Linked DNA regions of Homo sapiens: region 1 is linked to region 2. A link is a loop called in an ENCODE intact Hi-C map of the cell type or tissue named here. Cell type or tissue: heart left ventricle. All regions are shown on one strand. Each heading gives the region's core, and the rest is flanking DNA. Links, peaks and the distances in the headings are about the cores only.

Region 1 (5,386 bases), core at 310-5,309, 56 kb after region 2:
GAGGAATTAGAAGGTTTTTTCTCTTCTTCCAAAGCCAATTGTTGCCATTGGCATTAGAACCCTAGAGTAGAACCCTTTGGTTTTTCAGGGTTTACAAGCAGTATGAGGCTGGGTGCCACAGCTGCCCCATCCATGATAAATCCCTAATGGTTAGGAAAATACCTGTATACTTTAGTGCAGCAGTCCCCAGCCGTTTTGGCACCAGGGACCTGTTTCATGGAAGATAATTTTTCCATAGACCAGGGGTGTGGGTGGGGGAATGGTTTCAGGATGAAACTCTTCTACGTCAGATCATCACTATTAGGCTCTCATGAGGAGTGTGTCACCCAGATCACTTGCATGTACAGTTCACAATAGGGCTCACACTCCTGTGAGAGAATCTAATGTTGCCACTTATCTGACAGTAGGCAGTAATTACTGAGCATTACTGTAATGCTTGTTTGCCTGTTGCTCACCTCCTGCTGTGTGGCCTGGTTCTTAACAGGCCATGGACAAGTACCAGTCCATGGCCTAAGGTATGGGGACCCCTGCCTTAGTGGATCCTCAAAAAAATTTCTGGAATAAATAAAATGAAATAGGGGAGAGCAGACAATAATTATCATGCTATTTTCATGAGAGCTGAAGACAGTAATGCAGAAGTCAGAAAGGAAAATCCATGTGAGGGGAAAGGTCGATGCCACTTCTCTCCAGCCTTGCCTTTTCCTCACTTTCATTCCAAGGGATTTAGATAATTAGAAGATTGACAGCTTTCTTTCCCAAAGATGTGTTATTATCTTCTCTAGGGTTGAAATAAAGGGTGATACAAAGCCTGGGTTATGTTCTCAACCTTCCAAACTCTAGTTTTGTTGACCTTCTGATCTCTAGATTTACTGTCTCTGGTACATTTTCCAAACTGAACACAGATTATGACTCTTGAAAATGTGTGACTTACTCCAGTACAACTTTTGTTCATATCTGTACACTTATACCCAGTGTCTCACACAGTGCCTCTTACCTAGCAAGCCCTACAAATATTGTGATTGTGTATATGTGAAGGAATGAATGAATGAAGAGAGAAATTAATAAAACGTCATGCCAGCATTTGCAGGGTGACTTTGCACCTTAAATATATATTATCTTGATAAAACATAAATTTTGTGTTTTTAACATTATTTTTAACTATACATTTGGATCTTAATTATTTATCTGCCAGTCAGGGGAAATGCATTTGCTCTGGTTCACATAAGCAAACCCAATGTGTCTGTAAAGAGCTTTTCATTCATCATGCCAAAGTTCTTAGGTCCACACATCTCTAAAACGTTTTTGAATATAATAATTGTTTTGTTTATTCTACCTCCCAGGTAGAATAAAGACAACTTGACATTTGCATTACAAGGCACCTTCTTTTTAAGGCTGAAAGACCGTTAATGGTTCTATGTTCTTGGACACGTAAGATCTTTTGTATGACTATCACCTCTATATTAGAAGAGTTGGACTACAAACTTATAAAAATCCTCTAGCCCTAGACAAACAATATTGTGGCTGAGCCATTCTGAAAGGGAAAACAAAGTAATCTAAAAAGGTATTATGGTAAAATACCAATTTGTAAAAGTACTAGGTGTTTTATTTATAAACAAAGCCTGTCAATTAATGGGAGAAAAAAGGCTGAAGGCCCTCCCTGTCTGTGCTTTGTTATCTATTATTAGTTTTTCTGTTGGAAAGAAGTGAGGATATGGAGTTTAACATAAAAAAAACTAATAAGTATTTCAGCTGTCTGGGTATTTTGAGCTGAAGACATCTGTATTTTTAATTAGTCCTTTCATAAGTGTGATTATGGAATGTCATGTGATCACCCTTGAAATGAACACCTGGAACCTTACAACGATCACAGCAATTCAGTGTTCCAGGGTTTGGGCAGCATACACAGGGAAGTCCTGGCAATTGCATTAACAGTGTTATCAAGACAACTCCAGGCTCCAATGATTTTCCTGTCTGTAAATTAAATAATAATATGAAAACAAAATCCACTAGGTCCAACAGGAAAGCACAAATATAACAGTGAGAATTTCCTGTCATGGGGCATTTGAAATCTGGGTCATCAAAAAGCCTATTGAATGGAGCCTGATGAGGTCCTCAGCCTCAGAGAATGGATCAAGTGGCCCTGTAGAGTTTCTTCCAGTTTTTACAGGGCGAGGAATGCAAGGTCCTATGGAAGCCAAAACTAAGCCTGAGGAGGGGGCAGAAGGCATCAATCTTATTGTTAGGGAAGACCCTTTGGAATCTCTGACTTCTAAATTCTCATGAAGAAAGAATCATTGCTGGTAGTTGATATAATTAAATACTTCTTGGTTTTACCCTAGGGATTCATCATGAGAAATTATACATTTTCATTTTCAGTATATGAAGGGCAGTGACTATAAAAATGCAAGTCCTCCATTTGGCTGGGGTCTGCATTGCCTCTCACCCTCTTCTCCATGGTCAGAGCTGCAGCAACTTGCCAGGACAGCAGGAATCACTGTCCTAAGTGCATAGGCTAGAGATGCACGTTCAGGTTCCTGCGGATTATGCCAGCCTGGTGGGAAGAGAGGAGCATGACCTAGATACAGCCTTTAATGATCTCAAATCCCTAAGGTTCCTGGTGAACCTTTGGTGGCAAAGGCCCAGAATGCTGATTGTCTTCAGTGTATTCGTTTCCTTACATGAAGGATTCTCTATTCTCCAACAGCTGTCCCTTGACATTTCTTATTAATGGTGATTAATAAAGTCTATGCAAACTGACATTAGATAAAGTCTCCATTTCTGGCCACCTTCCCACTTCAGGGTGTGTAGCTTGATATCAATGTGATTTGGGTCTCCATGACAGCGTTGGGAAATGTTGCTAATGCTGATCAAACCTAATCAAGGACTATGTAGATAACTTATTCACTTCCCCACATAACTTTTGGGATATGTTTAAAATTCAAGTAGGAAAAGCACAGTAGAGGCTGGGTGCAGTGGCTCAAGCCTGTAATCCCAGCACTTTGGGAGGCCACGGCGGGTGGATCACTTGAGATCAGGAGTTTGAGACCAGCCTGGCCAACATGGTGAAACCCTGTCTCTACTAAAAAAATACAAAGATTAGTTGGGCTGTTGGTGGGTGCGTGTAATCCCAGATGCTCAGGAGGGTGAGGAAGGAGTATCACTTGAACCCAGGAGGCAAAGCTTGCAGTGAATTGACACCATGCCACTGCACTCCAGCCTGGGCGACAGAGCAAGACACTGTCTCAACAACAACAACAACAACAGCAGCACAATAGAAGATTTTTTTTTAGACAACTGATGTGTTTGTTCTCAACAAACTTAAATTTAAAAAGCTCTTTGTATATATGGTGACTCTATATATACTCTTGTATACATGGCACATTTATAAAAACCTAGACAATGATGTAGCCCAGAATGTACATAATAAGCTCCGGTTATTTTCTACCAAATACATCACATTTTGGCAAAATTAAAGGAGAGCTTTGGAGGTTTTCAAACCATTCCTACTCAAAAACCTGGCAGCATATTTCAGGAAATAAGTGCAAGAAAATTCTGAGAACCCCATATATGTCTCCAAATTTAGAGGGATGTTACTGGAGATATGGGAATAGGGTTAGAAAGTCAAAAGAACATCCCTTAGAGGACTTTGTTCCAGTCTGTGATTTTCATGGATTCATGGCTTCACTTCACCCATAGGAGATGGGTTCTTCTTACCTGAGTTAGGACAAGAGAGTGGTATCTGAGGGATAACACCCACTTGCTGGAGCTTGACCCTGACAGAAGTGAGAGGTTCTGGAAAGATTCTTCTTTATTAGTATCCAGACACACATACAATTACCACCTTTCTCTTCCAGACACACAAAATGCAAGATTCCCTTGGAGAATCTGGGTTGATGAATATAGCTTGTACTGTATTCTTTCTTCATTTTTGCTAAAAGTCACCTTAGTCAATCAGCTCCCAAGAGGCACCCCTGGCATTATCATTATGTGGGTTCACTGAAGGATGAAAAGACCTGGGAACTAGAGAAGGATGGAAGATCCCTGTACCTGCCATGACTCTGCTTATTACCAGGAGCCAGAATGCAGGGGGGAAAGGGCTTCTGAGGGTCCTGACCTATAACTAATAGTCATCTTCCCCATTCATAAAGCATGGTCTCATAAATCAAATTATTGTCTCCTCAATACTTATGGCAGAGCTGGTGACAGGGGTATAGCCAGAGGTAGAGAAACAGGAAGAGAAATGTTCTCTGTCTCTTATCCTCGTAGGTAATAATGTCAGGAGAGAAGGCTAAAAATCCCTCACCCCTTCTCTAAACATTGCAAAAATATTTGTTAAAGGAAATACTTCATGCCCTTTCCTATGAAGGGATAGAACTTTTTCTTAGAGTTGTAAAAAGGTACTTTATAGGATGAAGCTACCTTGTGACACAGTATTTGCATATTTTAATTTTATTAATGATTGTTTTAGCAAGAAAATGTTTAACTCTTTAATACATAATAAAACCAGCCAATTTATTTTCTTTTGTTTTCTGTCTTTTGTGACATATTTAGGGAGATTAATTATGCATAGACTCTAGAAATGCTTTTCTAGAACATTTTTACAGAGTTTAAGGAGTCTGAAGGTCAGACTCTCAAGGTCACACATTAGTAGTAAGTATCAGAGTTGAAATTGTGATGCAAGCCTGTATTAGCACAGTCTTAGATTCTGTGTGTTAAACCATGCTGCCTCTCATTTACAATTAAGAGGATCATTTATTCATTCATTCATCTTTCCATTTGGAAAGACGATTTTTCCTCCAGAGGACCCACCCTCCCTATAAGGCAATGGGTGCTATGTTCACACCAGGTTATCCTGATCTGAAATAACCTTAACTATAAATCAAACTTGTGTCTTCTAGGGGGCGGTACGTACATTTTATAAAATAAAAAGTTCATGCTTTCAGTTAAAGTTTCTACCCAATAGTCACTCAAAATTCAGCCTCTGATGAGAATACCAGCATTTTTCATTTTAAGTAACTGAAGAAATATAATGTGAAATACAGAAACTCCTTAAAAGTGAAAACCAACTGATAAAACTTTCAGCCTGACAATCATGTGATCACATTAGAAGTCACAGGTCAATGGGGTTTTCTAGATATACAATCATGTCATCTGCAAACAGGGACAATTTGACTTCCTCTTTTCCTAATTGAATACCGTTTATTTCCTTCTCCTGCCTAATTGCCCCGGCCAGAACTTCCAACGCTATGTTGAATAGGAGTGGTGAGAGAAACCCCATTGTCTCAGCCCAAAATCTCCTTAAGCTGATAAGCAACTTCAGCAAAGTCTCAGGATACAAAATCAATGTACCAAAATCACAAGCATTCTTATACACCAACAACAGACA
Region 2 (5,386 bases), core at 105-5,104:
TCATTTTTTATTGCGTCTATTTGATTCTTCTCTCTTTTTTTCTTTATTAGTCTTGCTAGCGGTCTATCAATTTTGTTGATCCTTTCAAAACACCAGCTCCTGGATTCATTAATTTTTTGAAGGGTTTTTTGTGTCTCTATTTCCTTCAATTCTGCTCTGATTTTAGTTATTTCTTGCCTTCTGCTAGCTTTTGAATGTGTTTGCTCTTGCTTTTCTAGTTCTTTTAATTGTGATGTTAGGGTGTCAATTTTGGATCTTTCCTGCTTTCTCTTGTGGGCATTTAGTGCTATAAATTTCCCTCTACACACTGCTTTGAATGCGTCCCAGAGATTCTGGTATGTTATGTCTTTGTTCTCGTTGGTTTCAAAGAACATCTTTATTTCTGCCTTCATTTCGTTATGTACCCAGTAGTCATTCAGGAGCAGGTTGTTCAGTTTCCATGTAGTTGAGCGGTTTTGAGTGAGATTCTTAATCCTGAGTTCTAGTTTGATTGCACTGTGGTCTGAGAGATAGTTTGTTATAATTTCTGTTCTTTTACATTTGCTGAGGAGAGCTTTACTTCCAACTATGTGGTCAATTTTGGACTAGGTGTGGTGTGGTGCTGAAAAAAATGTATATTCTGTTGATTTGGGGTGGAGAGTTCTGTAGATATCTATTAGGTCCGCTTGGTGCAGAGCTGAGTTCAATTCCTGGGTATCCTTGTTGACTTTCTGTCTCGTTGATCTGTCTAATGTTGACAGTGGGGTGTTAAAGTCTCCCATTATTATTGCGTGGGAGTCTAAGTCTCTTTGTAGGTCACTCAGGACTTGCTTTATGAATCTTGGTGCTCCTGTATTGGGTGCATATATATTTAGGATAGTTAGCTCTTCTTGTTGAATTCCGGGAAGCTGGAACTGGGTGGAGCCCACCACAGCTCAAGGAGGCCTGCCTGCCTCTGTAGGCTCCGCCTCTGGGGGCAGGGCACAGACAAACAAAAAGACAGCAGTAACCTCTGCAGACTTAAATGTCCCTGTCTGACAGCTTTGAAGAGAACAGTGGTTCTCCCAGCACGTAGCTGGAGATCTGAGAACGGGCAGACTGCCTCCTCAAGTGGGTCCCTGACCCCTGACCCCCGAGCAGCCTAACTGGGAGGCACCCCCCAGCAGGGGCATACTGACACCTCACACGGCAGGGTACTCCAACAGACCTGCAGCTGAGGGTCCTCTCTGTTAGAAGGAAAACTAACAAACAGAAAGGACATCCACACCAAAAACCCATCTGTACATCACCATCATCAAAGACCAAAAGTAGATAAAACCACAAAGATGGGGAAAAAACAGAACAGAAAAACTGGAAACTCTAAAAAGCAGAGCGCCTCTCCTCCTCCAAAGGAACGCAGTTCCTCACCAGCAACGGAACAAAGCTGGATGGAGAATGACTTTGACGAGCTGAGAGAAGAAGGCTTCAGACGATCAAATTACTCTGAGCTACGGGAGGACATTCAAACCAAAGGCGAAGAAGTTGAAAACTTTGAAAAAAAATTAGAAGAATGTATAACTAGAATAACCAATACAGAGAAGTGCTTAAAGGAGCTGAAAACCAAGGCTCGAGAACTACATGAAGAATGCAGAAGCCTCAGGAGCCGATGCGATCAACTGGAAGAAAGGGGATCAGCGATGGAAGATGAAATGAATGAAATGAAGCGAGAAGGGAAGTTTAGGGAAAAAAGAATAAAAAGAAATGAGCAAAGCCTCCAAGAAATATGGGACTATGTGAAAAGACCAAATCTACGTCTGATTGGTGTACCTGAAAGTGATGGGGAGAATGGAAACAAATTGGAAAACACTCTGCAGGATATTATCCAGGAGAACTTCCCCCATCTAGCAAGGCAGGCCAACGTTAAGATTCAGGAAATACAGAGAACGCCACAAAGATACTCCTCGAGAAGAGCAACTCCAAGACACATAATTGTCAGATTCACCAAAGTTGAAATGAAGGAAAAAATGTTAAGGGCAGCCAGAGAGAAAGGTCGGGTTACCCTCAAAGGGAAGCCCATCAGACTTTGTTTTCTAATTCTGCAGTTTGGAAGATATAGTTCTGGTGCCTAAATACTGGAAATTCAGGAATTTGCTAAAGTTCTGTGGGAGAATGTTTTGAGAAAATTTAAGTGCATGATCATTGGATTACCTACTCTACTACAGACTTTATATGAGCCTCAGAAGATTTGTCTGTGAATACCACAGCCATAGCCTTGATCCTCATCGAGTTGGGAGTTTCATGAGATTGTGGAACTATACCTTGGTTCCTTTTCCATAAGATGGGACCAAGAAATATTTAAAACTAAAAACAGATGTCACCTCACCCAAGGGCTTTCCCTAAAAGATAAAATTAATGGATGGTGTAGTGATCAGTACTGTGGGTCCTAGTAGTCTAACTTAGGCCACTTAATATAATCTGTATTTAAAACTAAATTTGATATGAACTTTGGAGTCTTTAAAAACTATTTTTCTATTTAACCTTTTTGTCTCTGTTTTATCCTTGTTTTATAGTTGTAATTCTTTCTGAAAAGTTCTAAATTATTCTGGAGAACCAAAAGGAAGCAGGATTTTTCCCCCTTTTAAGTCAGGATAGACAGGGAAGCAATATGACTCTAGATAATTAACTTGGGAGTTCTGGCTGTCCTTGGGAGAGGGCCAGTGTCCCAGGAGGAAAGCCAGATGGGGTCAGAGACCTCAAACTGACAGATGTGGCAGTGGAGGGTTCCAGGAAGAAAGATCAGAGCTTGCCCAGAAAAGAGAGCCACTTGCCCAGATGCAAAACCCCAGAGGACTGAAGGTAAAGGCTTGTGCAGTATTTTGGCTGAGTCATGGGAGAAACTAGTCAGCAGCTAAGGTCAAGTTTAGGACAAAGAAACGCTGCACAAGGAGGCTGAGAAAGAAGAAACAGGATAGGGGAGAAGATGTCTGTAGGACCCTGAGGAGTAAGTAGTATCTATGTAATGCTTTTATTTAACCCTTTTTGTGGTCCTACCATGTATATAGAAATGTAACAATATATCCATATCTTGAAATTCAAAGAATTCTAGGAGCAGCAAATAAATTTGCCCCATTGTTTTTGTGTTATGGAGAAATAAAAACTAAAATTTGAAGAACAGAGAGTAAGACGAAACTGTCTGTGAAAACTGTCCAATCTTTCTCAAGTGTGTCATCACAATGTTAAGTTTCTTCTGGGTAACTTGCTGACCCAGAAGCAAAGGATAGTCTCAGGTATGACTCAGTCCTCTATGTCCGAGACAGCTGACACCCACTCACTTGAGAGAGGATGGAAGGCTTTATCCTGGAGACTTGTCTCATTTATGTAAGGGGTTTTGGACCACAGTTTATGTATTCTGATGATGTTTACAAAGTGCCTTTGTCTATGCTAATTTTTAAAAGACCTATTTAAATTACAATTCATATAAAGTTTATTGAATAGCACAATTTACCATGTTTGCCTGCTTTCTTCTTTAAAACAATGATGTTGCTTGTAATATTTTTATAATAACACTAAGCAACTAACGAGAACAACTCACACAAAATAATACCTTCTTTGGACCAGACTGACCTAAGCAATGAGGACACAGATGGAAAAGACATGTCAGAATTCCAACTAATAAATATAGAAGGAAAGATGAGATTAGAAAATCACCACTTGGCAACCACAAGAGTAATAATTGTTTCAGGCAAGGATCATCAATGGATGCTAAAATTAGTAGGTGAAAGTACTATGAGAAACAAGATATTTGCATAGTCTCAAAGTATTTCCCCACAAGATACTAATTAATTGCAAAGAGAAAAATAGTAACTTCACAGTGGAGAAGCCTGGCAGACACTCTTTTAATGAAGCAATTATAGTTAACATCACAAAAAAACAGGACAAATCAACATCATGTGCCTCATGATATGATGCACCGAGAAGGATACAGCATGACTTCTGTGGTTTTTCTGCCAAAGTTGCATGGTCTGAATATAATTATGAGGAAACCTCAGACAAACCCAAATTAAGAGACATTCTACTAAATACCCGGTCTCTCCTTTTCAAATGTGCCAAGTTTATAAAAGACAAAGAAAGGCTGAGGAACTGTTCCAGATTCAAGAGTAACAAAAGGACATGATGGATTAGACAGACATGGCAACTAAATACAACCTGTGAGTGTGGATAAGATCCTGGACTTGGAACCTTGGATTTAGTGGGACAACTAGTAAACTTTGAATAAGGCCTCTATTGACTAGTTAATAGTACTGAATCAATGTTAATTTCTTGATTTCGATCATTTAACTGTGATTACATAAGAAGATGCCCTTGATTTTAGGAAATTCGTACTGAAACATCTAGAGGTAAAGGAGTATCATGTGCAACCTTCATTTAAACATTTCATAATAAAGTGTGTATGTGTGTCTGTGTGTGTGTCTGTGTGTGTGTAGATAGGTGATAGGTAGATAGAAAGATAGAACGGTAAGCAAATGTAGTACATTTTTAAAATTTGCAGACAATCTAAGTAAAGGTCATATACTCTTTTAAATTTTTTCTATAATTCTGAAATTATTTTAAAACAAAAAGTGAACGATAATAACACATAGATAAAAAGAAAAAAAGACAGTCTCTGCCATCAAGGAGCTCACAGCCTCATGAAAACAGATGGGCAAGTCACCATAAAGACATAAATGTAGCTGAGCAAACTACAGAGTGTTATAAGGGCATGGAGGATAGGATATAATTTCTAGAAGTAAAAGAGAATAAAAATTGTCTAGGAAAGACAGTAAGTTTGAGTTAAGCAAATTCATTGTCTTCCTAGCCTTTAATAAATTATTTAGGCTCATAATTCTGAAAAGTCAAGTCAGTTGTTCTGTGTTGATACAAGAAAGGCTTTCGTTCATAGAACAATTTGTCTAAACCATCCACACATTCATCCATCCATTAACATGGCTGTAATACTGTAATATAATGAGAAATATATATTTGGTCTCTGCCTCCAGTTCATAGCACGGAACTCCTAAAACCCTTGTCATTTCCTGAGTAATAAGAGTCTTTTCTGTTCTGAGGCATCTCTTGGTGTGCTCTTGGATAGTGACTGGGCACCAGGAAGACCAAGCCATCATTATGAGCTTGGAGCTTTCAGCTCCACTCCCTTCCTCTGAGAAAGGGAGTGGAGCTGCAGATTTAGTTAATAATATACTATGCCTAACATGATGAAGCCTACGTAAAATCCCCAAGCTATAGGAGAGCTTCTGTATGGCTGAAAGCATGGAGATTTCCTGGAGGAAGTTCAATGCCTATTCTTTCTTCATCTGGGTGTTTATTTGCATCCTTTGTAATACCTCTTCTAAGAAATCAATGAGTGTAAATAAAGCACTTTCCTGAGTTCTGT

The links. A loop is a pair of places that touch in the nucleus more often than their neighbours do. Peaks named below come from ENCODE experiments on the same cell type or tissue, not always from the same donor. Only the 100,000 strongest peaks of a DNase experiment are listed, where the experiment ranks them.
Region 1: a loop joins it to region 2, with 1.9 times the contacts of the local background. A loop is called at or near these places in 1 of 110 quality-filtered maps.

The regions. Positions count from the first base shown.
Region 1 is chr20:39,742,110-39,747,495 of GRCh38, reverse strand. No RefSeq gene overlaps it. Among named protein-coding and RNA genes, the nearest start is that of LINC01370, 260 kb to the left of the region's middle. In heart left ventricle, for the core only: no CTCF peak of the experiment used is centred there; no DNase peak of the experiment used is centred there; H3K27me3 peaks cover 824 bases.
Region 2 is chr20:39,798,151-39,803,536 of GRCh38, reverse strand. The region is part of intron 5 of LOC105372614 (a long non-coding RNA gene); the gene reads right to left. Among named protein-coding and RNA genes, the nearest start is that of LINC01370, 200 kb to the left of the region's middle. RefSeq lists an enhancer at 2,013-3,212. In heart left ventricle, for the core only: no CTCF peak of the experiment used is centred there; a DNase peak (open chromatin) is centred at 2,706; H3K27ac peaks cover 1,053 bases.